Regions from separate parts of the Homo sapiens genome. Here region 1 is linked to region 2. A link is an interaction called in ENCODE POLR2A ChIA-PET data of the cell type or tissue named here. Cell type or tissue: K562. All regions are shown on one strand. Each heading gives the region's core, and the rest is flanking DNA. Links, peaks and the distances in the headings are about the cores only.

Region 1 (5,000 bases), core at 1-5,000, 92 kb after region 2:
CTGGCAGAAGCAAACACTGGGACCTGTGAAGGGCTACATCTTCTGGAAAACAATGCATACAATGAAATGCACAGCATTTACATGGCAGACGCTTATTTGGACCATTGCTAAATTTATCTATGTATGTATGTATTATTCATCGAATTGTCCTAGCAGATATTTGGAGAGTGACAGTGTTTTGTTATTTTTACTTTATTTTTATTTTATTTATTTATTTATTTATTTGAGATGGAGTCTTGCTCTGTTGCCCAGGCTGGAGTGCAATGGCACAATCTTGGCTCACTGCAACCTTTGCCTCCTGGGTTCAAGTGATGCTCCTGCCTCTGGCTCCTGAGTAGCTGGGATTATAGGTGCCCACCACCGTGCCTGGCTAATTTTTGTATTTTTAGTAGAGACGGGGTTTCACAATGTTGGCCAGGCTGGTCTCAAACTCTTGATCTCAGGTGATCCACCCGCCTCAGCCTCCCAAAGTGCTGGGATTACAGGCGTGGGTCACCACTCCCAGCCTTATTTTATGTTTGAGACAGGTTCTTGCTCTGCCGCCCAGGTTGGAGTGCAGTGGTGTGATCACGGCCCATTGCAGCGTCAACCTCCTGGGCTCAAGTGATCCTCGCACCTCAGCCTCCCAAGTAGCTGAAACTACAGGTACGTACCACCATCCCCAGCTAATTTTTTTCTTTTTTTTTTTCCCTTTTTTTTGTAGAGATGGGGTTTCACTATGTTGTCCAGGCTGGTCTTGAACTTCTGGGCTCAAGCAATACTCCTGCCTCTCAGCCCAAAGTGCTAAGATTGCAGGCATGAGACATCATGCCTGGCTTTATTTTTATTTTTTCGTTAATTTTTGTAGAAAGGCGGTCTTGCTATGTTGCCCAAGCTAGTCTTGACCTCCTTTGCTCCAGCGATTCTCCCACCTCAGCTTCCCAACGTGCTGGGATTATAGGCTTGAGCCACCACACCAGGTCCTGTTTTTATTTATTTATTTATTTATTTATTTATTTATTTATTTATTGTTTTGAGACGGAGTCTCATTCTTGTGGCCCAGGCTGGAGTGCAGTGGTGCAGTATCGGCTTACTGCAACCTCTGCCTCCCAGGTTCAAGCGATTCTCCCTGAGTGGCTGGGACTACAGGCATGTGCCACCATGCCCAACTAATTTTCATATTTTTAGGAGAGGGGGGGTTTCACCATGTTGGCCAGGCTGGTCTCAAACTCCTGACCTCAAGTGACCCACCCGCCTCGGCCTCCCAAAGTGCTGGGATTACAGGCGTGAGCAACTGCACCCGGCCTGTTTTTATATTTTTTATTGAGACAAGTCTCACTCTGTCACCCAGCCTAGAGTGTGGTGGTGTGATCACAGCTCACCGCAGCTTAGACTTCCTGCGCTCAAGTGATCTTCCCACCCCAGCCTCCCAAGTGAAGGAGAGAATGAAAGTCTTTACATGAGACATTTTTGTAGTGTACTTAGAAAAAGGTGCAGGCACTGGTCCTGGTGGTTCACACTTGTAATCCCAGCACTTTGGAAGGCCAAGGCAGGAAGATCTCTTGAGGCTAGGAGTTCAAGGCCAGCCTGGGCAACATGGCCACCCCATCTCTACAAAAAACTTAAAAACAAAAAGCGTAGTGGCACACACCTATAGTCGCACCTACTCAGGAGGCTGAGGTGGGAGGATCGCTTGAGCCCAGGAGGTCGAGGCTGCAGTGAGCTATGATTGCACCACTGCACTCAGCCTAGGAGACAGAGAAAGACAATAAAGAAACAAATGAAAAGAAAATGAAGGAAGAAATGGAGGGAGGAAAGAAGGAAAGAAGAAAAAGAAAGAAAGAGAGAAGAAAGAAAGAAGTGCAGTAGTTTCTCATAGAAATTTCTAGGGCTGTGCATTGCCAAGACAATCCTAAGCCAAAAGAACAAAGGTGGAGGCATCATGTTACCTGACTTCAAACTACACTACAAGGCTACAGTAACCAAAACAGCATGGTACTGGTACCAAAACAGAGATATAGACCAATGGAATGGAATAGAGCCCTCGGAAATAATACCACACATCTACAACCATCTGCTCTTTGACAAACCTGACAGAAGCAAGAAATGGGGAAAGGATTCCCTAGTTAATAAATGGTGCTGGGAAAATTGGCTAGCCATATGTAAAAGCTGAAACTGGATCTCTTCCTTATACCTTATACAAAAATCAATTCAAGATGGATTAAAGACTTAAACGTTAGACCTAAAACCATAAAAACTCTAGAAGAAAACCTAGGCAATACCACTCAGGCCATAGGCATGGGCAAGGACTTCATGACTAAAACACCAAAAGCAATGGCAACAAAAGCCAAAATTGACAAATGGGATCTAATTAAACTAAAGAGCTTTTGCACAGCAAAACAAACTACTATTGGAGTGAACAGGCAACCTACAGAATGGGAGAAAATTTTTACAATCTACCTATCTGACAAAGGGCTAATATCCAGAATCTACAAAGAACTTAAACAAATTTACAAGAAAAAGTCAAACAACCCCATCAAAAGTGGGTGAAGGATATGAACAGACACTTCTCAAAAGAAGACATTTATGCAGCCAAAAGACACGTGAAAAAATGCTCATCATCACTGGCCATCAGAGAAATGCAAATCAAAACCACAATGAGATACCATCTCACACCAGTTAGAATGGCAATCATTAAAAGTCAGGAAACAACAGGTGCTGGAGAGGATGTGGAGAAATAGGAACGCTTTTACACTGTTGGTGGGACTGTAAACTAGTTCAACCATTGTGGAAGACAGTGTGGTGATTCCTCAAGGATCTAGAACTAGAAATGCCATTTGATCCAGCTATCCCATTACTGGGCATATAGCCAAAGGATTATAAATCATGCTGCTATAAAGACACACGCACACATATGTTTATTGCAGCACTATTCACAATAGCAAAGACTTGGAACCAACCCAAATGTCGATCAATGATAGACTGGATTCAGAAATGTGGCACATATAGACCATGGGATACTATGCAGCCATAAAAAAGGATGAGTTCATGTCCTTTATAGGGACATGGATGAAGCTGGAAACCATCATTCTGGGCAAACTATTGCAAGGACAGAAAACCAAACACCGTGTGTTGTCACTCATAGGTGGGAACTGAACAATGAGAACACATGGATACAGGGTGGGGAACATCACACACCAGGGCCTGCTGGGGGGTGGGGGGAGGGGGGAGGGATAGCATTAGGAGATATACCTAATGTAAATGACAAGTTAACGGGTGCAGCACACCAACATGGCACATGTATACATATGTAACAAACCTGCACGTTGTGAACATGTACCCTAGAACTTAAAGTAAAATTAAAAAAAAAAGAAAAAAAGAAATGTCCGGGGCTGGGCGTGGTGGCTCACGCCTGTAATCCCAGCACTTTGGGAAGCCGAGGCAGGCGGCTCACTTGAGGTCAGGAGTTTGAGACCAGCCTGGCCAACCTGGTGAAACCCCGTCTCTACTAAAGATACAAAAAAAATTAGCCAGGTGTGGTGGTATGCGCCTGTAATCCCTGCTACTTGGGAGGCTGAGGCAGAAGAATCATTTTAACCCAGAAGGCAGAGGTTTCAGTGAGCTGAGATCGCACCACCACACTCCAGCCTGGGTGACAGAGTGAGACTCTGTCTCAAAAAAAAAAAAAAAATTAAAAAATTAAAACAGAAGAAAAAGGAAAGAAAATAAAAACAAAGGTGGAGTCTTCAAAATTACTTTAGCCTGTTCTTTTGTTCTGGGACCGCCTTAAGTAAACCTTTAAGCTATGCAAATGAGGTAAGGAGTCCAGATCCAGCCTTCAGTGAGCCGGGTGGGGAAGGGTGGGTAGGTGGGAGTTGAATTATAAGAAGCTGGAGGCGGAGAAGGCAGGGATCACATCACTTTCTCTTATTTCCTATTTTCCTCTGAACGGGCTCAGAAAGCTCAGGAAGGCCCCAGAGAGCTTGCTTTCCGGAGATTCCCCATGCCGCCGTTAAGACCAATTCGGAAATCGAGGCGTGAGCCAAGCTTCAAGCGTAGCCAGAGGCGCAAATCTCAGCCCCTCCCCAAGGCCCTGAGGTGCCTTCCCCAGGAAGACCCAAGTACCAGCCACCAGTCCCTGTGGCTACTGGCTGAGTTCAGCTGCAGTGATCACAGCACAAAACAAGGTATGTTTTTTAAAATTATATTTTCCAACTTGATTGCTGGCTATAAGAAAACTTCATGGACATAGATAACGCCGTTGATCACCTTAGAGAAAATGTACAGTGCTTTCGATAGCTTGTGTTTCCTCTGGAGGGTTTTAGGCATGACATTTCCAAATCCGTGTTTGGCCTCTTCTGTTGCAGTTGAGCTTGTGTTTTCTCTTCTTGCCTTTCCTGGTGTTCCTTGGAAATGGATTGGATTGATAAAAACGGAGTTGGTTGTTTTTTTTTTATTTGTTTGTTTGTTTGATTTTTGAGATAGGATCTCGCTCTGTCACCCAGGCTGGAGTGCAGTGGTGCCATCTTGGCTCATGCAGCCTCAGCCTCCCGGGCTCAAGCAATCCTCCTACCTCAGCCTCCCGAGTAGCTAGGACTATAGGTGCGCACCACCATGCCCAGCTAATTTTGTTTATTTTTTGCAGAGATGAGGTTTCACTGTGTTGCCTAGCAGAGTCCCCCTCATCTTGGCATCCTACAGTGCTGGGATTATAGGCATAAGCCACAGTACCTGTCTAGGAGTTGGTCTTTTCAGCAACAAGTGGAAGGATGAATTTGGGACACAGGCTAGAGGCAGGGTGGAGAGCAAAGGGTGAGATGTGATCTAGCGCAGCAGGAGTAATGGCTAAAGGACGCCTGCATAGAACAGAGGTTCCGAGATTGGAACAAATGCCAAAATCAAGTAGGATCATAATTACCCTTAAATCCCTTAAATCACCTTTGTAATCTCTTCCAAACTAGAACAGATCACCTCATTGAGTGCTGCTGAATTGACTATTTAGCAATATCATTACATCTCCC
Region 2 (8,140 bases), core at 1,474-6,473:
TTCATCAAACCTAAGCATAAAATAGACAGGTTTCTGACCAGGTGCGGTGGCTAATGGCTATAATCCTAGCACTTTGGGAAGGCAAGCTGGGTAGATCTCTTGAGTCAAGAGCTGGAGACCAGCCTGGCCAACATGGTGAAACTTCATCTCTACAAAAAGTACAAAAATTGGCTAGGCATGGTGGCTCATGCCTGTAATCCTGGCACTTTGGGAGGCCGAGGCAGGCAGATCACTTGAGGTCAGGACTTCGAGACTACCCTGGACAACATGGCAAAATCCTGTCTCTACTAAAAACACAAAAATTAGCCAGGCATGGTTGCATGCACATGTAATCCTAGCTACTAGGGAGGCTGAGGCAGAAGAATTGCTTGAACCCAGGAGATGGAGGTTGCAGTGAGCCGAGATCTTGCCATTGCACTCCAGCCTGGGCGACAGAGTGAGATTCTGTCTCAGAAAAAAAAAAAAGGACAAAAATTAGCCAGGCGTGATGGCGCACACTTGGGGTCCCAGCTACTTGGGAGGCTGAGGTGAGAGGATTGCTTGAGCCCGGGAGGCGGAGGTTGCAGTCAGCGGAGATTGCACCGTTGCACTCCAGCCTGGGGAAGAAAACGAGACTGTCAAAAAAAAACAAAACACACACACACACACACACACACACACACACACATACACACGCAGGTTTTCCTGTTTCTAGATCTTCATTTCTGAAGGTTCTCATGTCACATTAAACTTATATTAAATGCGTGTGTTAATCTGTCTTTCATTGTGGGGACTCAGCCATGGACCTAGCAATGGGTGAGGAAAGATCTTTCCTTCCCTACATCTCCCGTGGTTCCTAAATGGGGTTTGTCGAAACAAAAGGAACACTGGTCTAGTGGTTCTCCATTGTGGCATCACTGTCCCATTCAAGCTGACGTTTGTAAACAGAGAGTGGGTGTTGGGTTGTCATCGTGATGTGATCTCTGGCATCCAGTGGGTGGCTGCCAGCATTGCTCGCCATCTTATAGGGTGCAGGTGATAATGTAAAATGGTACAATCACTTTCAAAAATAATTTGAGATGGCCGGGTGCGGTGGCTCATGCCTGGAATCCTAGCACTTCGGGAGGCAGAGGCAGGCAGATCATCTGAGGTCAGGAGTTCAAGACTAGCCTGGCCAACATGGTGAAACCCCATCTCTACTAAAACTGAACGTTTATGTCAGCCCTATGCATAATCACCAAAAACTGGAAATGACCCGAATGTCCAGATGAACAGATAAACAGGCTGTGATACATTCACACAGTGGACAATTTACTCCTCATCCATCAAAAGGAATAAACTATGAGTACACAATACAACATAGATGAGGCTGGGTGCGGTGGCTCACACCTGTAATCCCAGCACTTTGGGAGGCCAAGGCGAGTGGATCACCTGAGGTTAGGAGTTCGAGACCAGCCTGGCCAACATGGTGAAATCCTGTCTCTACTAAAAATACAAAAATTAGCCACGTGTGGCGGTGTGCACCTGTAATCCCAGCTACTCAGGAGGCTGAGGCAGGAGAATCGCTTGAACCCGAGAGGCAGAAGTTACAGAGAGCTGAGACTGTGTCACTACACTGCAGCCTGGGCCATAGGGCGCACAGAGGGAGACTCCATCTAAAAAAAAAAAAAAAAAAAAAAAAAAATATATATATATATATATATATATATATATATATATACATACACGGAGAGAGAGAGAGAGAGAGAGATGAAACTCAAAATAATTATGCTGGGTGAAAAAAGCCAGACACAAAAGAATACATGCATTATAATTCATTCCCTTCACATAAAATTATAGAAAATGCAAACTAATCAGTCTATAGCCACAGGAAAAAAACAGATCAAACCATTTGCCTGGGGATGTGTGGAAGGGCCAGGGGGAAGTGAAGGAGGGATTCGATTCCATTTGAATTCCCCTTGGGGTGACAAGGAAACAGGCTGGGTGATAGCCGTGTTAATCAGCCCTCCAAAGGGCAGCTCACAACCTGGCAGCTGGCTCTTTAGGGCAGAGGGAGAGTGCAAAAGAGAGTGTCCAAGAGGTGGAAACTACCATTGTTCATAATCCACTCTCAGGGGTGACATCCATCACTTCTGCTGTATCCTATTCATTTGAGATAAGTCAGTCAATCCAATGCACACTCGAGGGCTGGATGTTACACAACAGAATGAATTCCAAGAGGCGTTGGATCTTTGGGAGCTCTCTTAGAGGCTGCCCACCTCACGTAACAAATGGGAACATGCAGAAGTATGAAAGCAGACACATGCAGTGTTCTCCCTCTCTGCCCAAATGAGGGCACATTAATATTGGCCTCGCAGGTCAGAACCACTTCACAAGGACATTTTCTTTCCTCCTTAAAAAAAATACCATCGGCCAGGCACAGTGGTTTACGCCTGTAATCCCAGCACTTTAGGAGGCCAAGGTGGGCGGATCACCTGAGGCCAGGAGTTCGAGACCACACTGACCGACACGGTGAAATGCCGTCTCTACTAAAAATACAAAAATTAGCCGCGCGTAGTGGCGGGCTCCTGTAATCCCAGCTACTTGGGAGGCAGAGACAGGAGAATTGCTTGAACCCAGGAGGCAGAGGTTGCAGTGAGCCAAGATTGTACCACTGCACTCCAGCCTGGACAACAGAGCAAGACTCCCTCTAAAAAAATAAAAATAAAAATAAAAAATAGCATCGACCGGGAGCTGTGCCTCACGCCTGTAATCCTAGCACTTTGGGAGGCCTAGGCGGGCAGATCACTTGAGTTTAGGAGTTTGAAAGCAGGCTGACCAACATAGTGAAATCCTGTCTCTACTAAAAATATTTTAAAAACTAGCCGGAGGCTGGGCACAGTGGCTCACGCCTGTAATCCCTGCACTTTGGGAGGCCGAGGTGGGCGGATCACCTGAGGTCGGGAGTTCGAGAGCAGCCTGACCAACATGGAGAAACCCCGTCTCTACTAAAAATGCAAAATTAGCCAGGCGTGGTGGCGCATGCCTGTAATCCCAGCTACTCGGGAGGCTGAGGCAGGAGAATCGCTTGAACTCAGGAGGCAGAGATTGCGGTGAGCTGAGATCGTGCCATTGCACTTCAGCCTGGGCAACAAGAGTGAAACTCTGTCTCAAAAAAAAAAAGAAAAAAAAAAATTAGCAGGGTGTGGTGGCAGGCATCCGTAATCCCAGCTACTTGGGAAGTTGAGGCAGGAGAATTGTTTGAACCCAGGAGGCAGAGGTTGCAGTGAGCCAAGATCACATCATCATTGCACTCAAGCCTGGGCAACAGAGTGAGACTCTGTTTCCAAAAAATAAATAAATAAATAGCATCATTTGTCCTGTCCCAGTGGTCATAAGAGCTGATGATGCTGATGTAGTTGGCAGTATGTGTTTCTGTGGTTTCTCCAGCAGCTAAAGCAACAGCTTGTTTGAAGAGAACAGAAGCATAAAAGTGTGGTGGGATGAAAGATGCCAGGGGTGTGCCCGATTCCCCAAACAGTCTGGATTATCTTCTAGAAATATTCATCGCTATGTTGTACTGCTCAGGACAGGCTATGCTGCTGTAAATGAACAAATGAAAACAATACAATTATGTACACCTGGCAACATGGTGGTTGATGCCTGTAGTCCCAGCTATTTGGGAAAGTGAGACAGGAAGATCACTTGAGGCCAGAAGTTTGAGACCAGCCCGGGCAACATAGTAAGACTCTGTCTCAAAAAAAAAAAAAAGTATATATATATATATATATATACTCGCACACACATATATTTAATAGGCTAAACACCACAAAAGTTTATTTCATGTTCAGGCAAAGCAGGCTCTGGGTCCATACCACTCTCCAGGGCTTCTGCCTTCCACGTGATGACATGTGGTGACTCAGGGATCCAGGCAGCTTCTATCTTGTGGCTCCACGCTTTCAGTACAAGGCCTCCTCTATGATGAGCAAGATGAAGCCTGGAGAATCTTGCAGGGGCCTCAGAAAGGAAATGACACATCACTTATGATTCATATTCTATTGGCCAGAATTAGTCACGTAGCCCTGCCTAACTCAAAGTCATTGGGAAGGTACTTCCATACACTGAAAAAGGAAGGGAGAACTGGATATTGGGCAGTGTGAATATCAATTACGTATGGCAAGGAGGAGATTGAATGCAGACACTAATATTCAGAGGTGAGTATTCTTACCTGCTGTTAAAGCTGGGTAGCCTCCCACTTTGGGAGGCCAAGGTGGGTGGATCACCTGAGAACGGGCTCCTGTAATGGACACCTGTAGAGTAGCTGGGAGTTCGAGACCAGCCTGGCCAACATGGTGAAACCCCGTGTCTACTAAAAATACAAAAATCAGCCAGGAATGGTGGCACAGGTCTGTAGTCCCAGCTACTTGGGAGGCTGAGGCAGAAGAATCGCTTGAACCCAGGAGGCAGGGGTTGTAGTGAGCCGAGATCGTGCCACTGCACTCCAGCCTGGGTGACAGAGCAAGACTCTGTCTCAAAAAAAAAAAAAAAAAAAAAAAAGCTGGGGAGCCTGGCTGCTTCAAAATTAATTACAACATTTTAACAGAAAGCCCCCACCCCCACGACACTCACACACACAATTTCACATGTTATATTTGTTACCTGAAAAAAACAGGGTTCGGTTCACCGAAGTGAGTGGCAAATGACTCTCCATGAGAACGTAGGGTTTGTGTAGTTGTTGCTGTTGCTGTTGTTTTATTTAATAGAAATAAGGTCTCGCTGTGTTGTCCAGGCTGGTCTTGAACTCCTGGGCTCAAGCGATCCTCCTACCTCAGCCTCCAGAGTAGCCAGGACTACAGGCATGTGCCACCAAGCCCAGCTAATTTATTTTTTATTTTTCATTTTTGAGAGGAGTCTTGCTCTGTCTCCCAGGCTGGAGTGCAATGGCACGATCTCAGCTCACTGCAACTTCTGCCTCCTGGGTTCTAGTGATCATCCTGCCTCAGCCTCCCGAGGAGCTGGGATTACAGGCCCATGCCACCATGCCCAGCTGACTTTTGTATTTTTAGTAGACATAACGTTTCGCCATGTTGGCCAGGCTGGTCTCGAACTCCTGACCTCAAGTGATCCACCCACTTCGGCCTCCCAGAATGCTGGATTACAGGCATGAGCCACCATGCCAGGCCAGTAGTTTTTGTTTTTGTTTTTGTTTTGTTTTGAGACAGAGTCTCGCTATGTCTCCCAGGCTGGAGTGCAGTGGCGCGATCTCGGCTCACTGTAAGCTCTGCCTTCTGGGTTCACGCCATTCTCCTGCCTCACCCTCCCGAGTAGCTGGGACTATAGGCGCCTGCCACCACGCCCAGATAATTTTTTTTTTTTTGTATTTTTAGTAGAGACAGGATTTCACTGTATTAGCCAAGATGGTCTCGATCTCCTGACCTCTTGATCCACCTGCCTCAGCCTCCCAAAGTGCTAGGATTACAGGCGTGAGCCACCACGCCCGGCCACCAATAGTTTTATTACATGGCAGAAGTAAGGAGGACAGCTGGGAGTATTCTCGAAAGCAGTGTCTCTCTGAGGGAAAGTGACAGAAGGGTTTTATGCGGTGATGGAGAGGGGAGATGGTGCGTCATTCCACATAGAGGAGGGGTCTCCATGGCACAGACTCAGTAAGTAATCATGCCAGCACCTAGGTCACATGCGATGGTCACAAGCTATAGCTCCTCCCAGGGTGGAGACGTGAGCATGACAATCAAGCAAGTTCATTCGGGCTCAGGTCTGTAATCTCAGCACTTTGGGAAGCCAAGGAGGGTGGATCACTTGAGGTCAGGAGTTCCAGACGAGCCTGGCCAACATGGTGAAACCCTGTCTCTACTAAAAATACAAAAATTAGCTGGGTGTGGTGGCGTGCACCTGTAGTCTCAGCTCCTTGGGAGGCTGAGGCAGGAGAATCGCTTGAACCCAGGGGGCGGAGGTTGCAGTGAGCCGAGATCACACCCCTGCATTCCAGCCTGAGCAACAGAGTGAGACTCCATCTCAAAAACAAAAACAAAAACAAAAAATGATGTAACATATATATATATAAAGATAGAGTTAAGGCACAAAGAGGTTTCTAATCAAATTGATGGGCTTTTTCCACATCAACAACCAATTCTCCAATTCTCCACACACCAACTGGGTGTCCAGCAATGCAACGTAATGCAATTCTGATGCTGCCCGGGGTTAGCCTCAAACCCCACAGATGAAGGGCTTCGTCCCACAAGACTGCCCCACTTCAGGTGCCAATCCCAAGTCTGGGGCATCCATACTTCTGACTGACCAGACATAAATTGGGGGTTCCCACAAGCCCCTCATTAGGTTCAGTAATTTGCTAGAACAGCTCATAGAACTCAGGAAAACGCTGCACTTAATATTACTGGTAAAGACAGGGGAGCGGGGGCTTGGAGCTTCCATGACCCCTCCAGGTGTGTTGCTCTCCCAGCACCTGGATGTGTTCACCAACCCAGAAGCTCATGAAACTCATTGTTCAAAAATGTATTTTAGCCAGGCATGGTGGCTCACGCCTGTAATCCCAGAAGTTTGGGAGACCGAGGCAGGTGGATCAACTGAGGTCAGGAGTTCGAGACCAGCCTGGCCAATATGGTGAAACCCCGTCTCTATTAAAAATACAAAATTAGCTGGGCATGATGGCCTGTACCGGTAATCCCAGCTACTCAAGAGGCTGAGGCAGGAGAATCTCTTGAACCTGGGAGGCAGATGTTGCAGCGAGCCGAGATCGTGCCATTGCACTCCAGCCTGGGCAACAAGAGCAAAACTCCGTCTCAAAATAAATAAATAAATGAACAAACAAAACTATAAAGTGCAGATAAATGAGAAGACACAGCCAATCAAACTAGTGACCGACCACCCAAAAACAAGTGTAACGTAATATTTTCATAGATATCTTTCCATTACATTTTCTATGCATATGTGTTTTATAAAATTAGAATTTTCCTTTACATACTATTCTTAATTTTTTCTTTCTTAAAAATTATATCTTTAGAGGCAGGGTCTTGCTCCGTTGTCCAGGCTGGCATGAAGTGGCACAATCATAGCTTACTGCAGTCTTGAACTTCTGACTCAAGTGATCCTCTCACCTCAGTCTCCAAAGTAGCTGGGATTACAGGCATGAGCCACCATACCCCACTAATTTGCCTTTTTTTTTTTTGGTAGAGGCAGGGTCTTGCTATGTTGGTCAGGCTGGTCTCAGACACCTGGCCTCAAGTGATCCTCCTGCCTCAGCCTCCCAGGGTGCTGGGATTCTAGGTATGAGCCACTACACTTGTTTTTGTTTTTGTTTTTGTTTTTGTTTTTGTTTTTTGAGACGGAGTTTTGCTCTTGTTGCCCAGGCTGGAGTGCAACAGCGTGATCTTGGCTCACCCCAACCCCAGCCTCCCGGGTTCAAGTGATTCTCCTCCTTCAGCCTACCAAGTAGCTGGGATTACAGGCATGTGCTGCCACGCCTGGCTAATTTTGTATTTTTAATACAGACGGGGGTTTCTCCATGTCGGTCAGACTGGTCTCGAACTCCTGACCTCAAGTGATCCACCCGCCTTGGCCTCCCAAAATGCTGGGATTACAGGCATGAGCCACCACATCTGGCCCAGTTTTTTGTTTTTTGTTTTTTTTTACTTAATAAATCATGACCATCTTTTTATGTTCTCATCCCTTTTTTTTTTAGACAGAGTCCTGCTGTGTCATTCAGGCTGGAGTGCATGGCACCATCTCGGCTCACTGGAACCTCCACCTCCTGGGCTTAAGTGATTCTCCTGCCTCAGCCTCCCAAGTAGCTGAGACTACAAGCACGCACTACCATGCCCAGCTAATTTTTTTTTTTTTTTTGAGGCGGAGTGTCGCTCTCTCGCCCAGGCTGGATGGAGTGCAGTGGCACAATCTCAGCTCACTGCAAGCTCTGCCTCCCGGGTTCATGCCATTCTTCTGCCTCAGCCTCCCGAGTAGCTGGGACTACAGGCACCCGTCACCACGCCCGGTTAATTTTTTGTGTTTTTAGTAGAGATGGGGTTTCACCGTTTTAACCAGGATGGTCTCGATCTCCTGACCTCATGATCCGCCCACCTCGGCCTCCCAAAGTGCTGGGATTACAGGTGTGAGCCACTGCACCCGGCCTAATTTTTGTATTTTTAGT

What was found. ChIA-PET counts read pairs that join two places held together with the same protein. Peaks named below come from ENCODE experiments on the same cell type or tissue, not always from the same donor. Only the 100,000 strongest peaks of a DNase experiment are listed, where the experiment ranks them.
Region 1: POLR2A ChIA-PET joins it to region 2 with 6 read pairs; 4 of 35 experiments call an interaction of 5 or more read pairs at or near these places.

Annotation. Positions count from the first base shown.
Region 1 is chr16:8,974,260-8,979,259 of GRCh38, reverse strand. No RefSeq gene overlaps it. Among named protein-coding and RNA genes, the nearest start is that of USP7, 13 kb to the right of the region's middle. In K562, for the core only: no CTCF peak of the experiment used is centred there; no DNase peak of the experiment used is centred there; H3K27me3 peaks cover 1,321 bases.
Region 2 is chr16:9,064,347-9,072,486 of GRCh38, reverse strand. No RefSeq gene overlaps it. Among named protein-coding and RNA genes, the nearest start is that of HAPSTR1, 23 kb to the left of the region's middle. RefSeq lists an enhancer at 3,618-4,817. In K562, for the core only: no CTCF peak of the experiment used is centred there; a DNase peak (open chromatin) is centred at 3,926; H3K4me3 peaks cover 1,901 bases.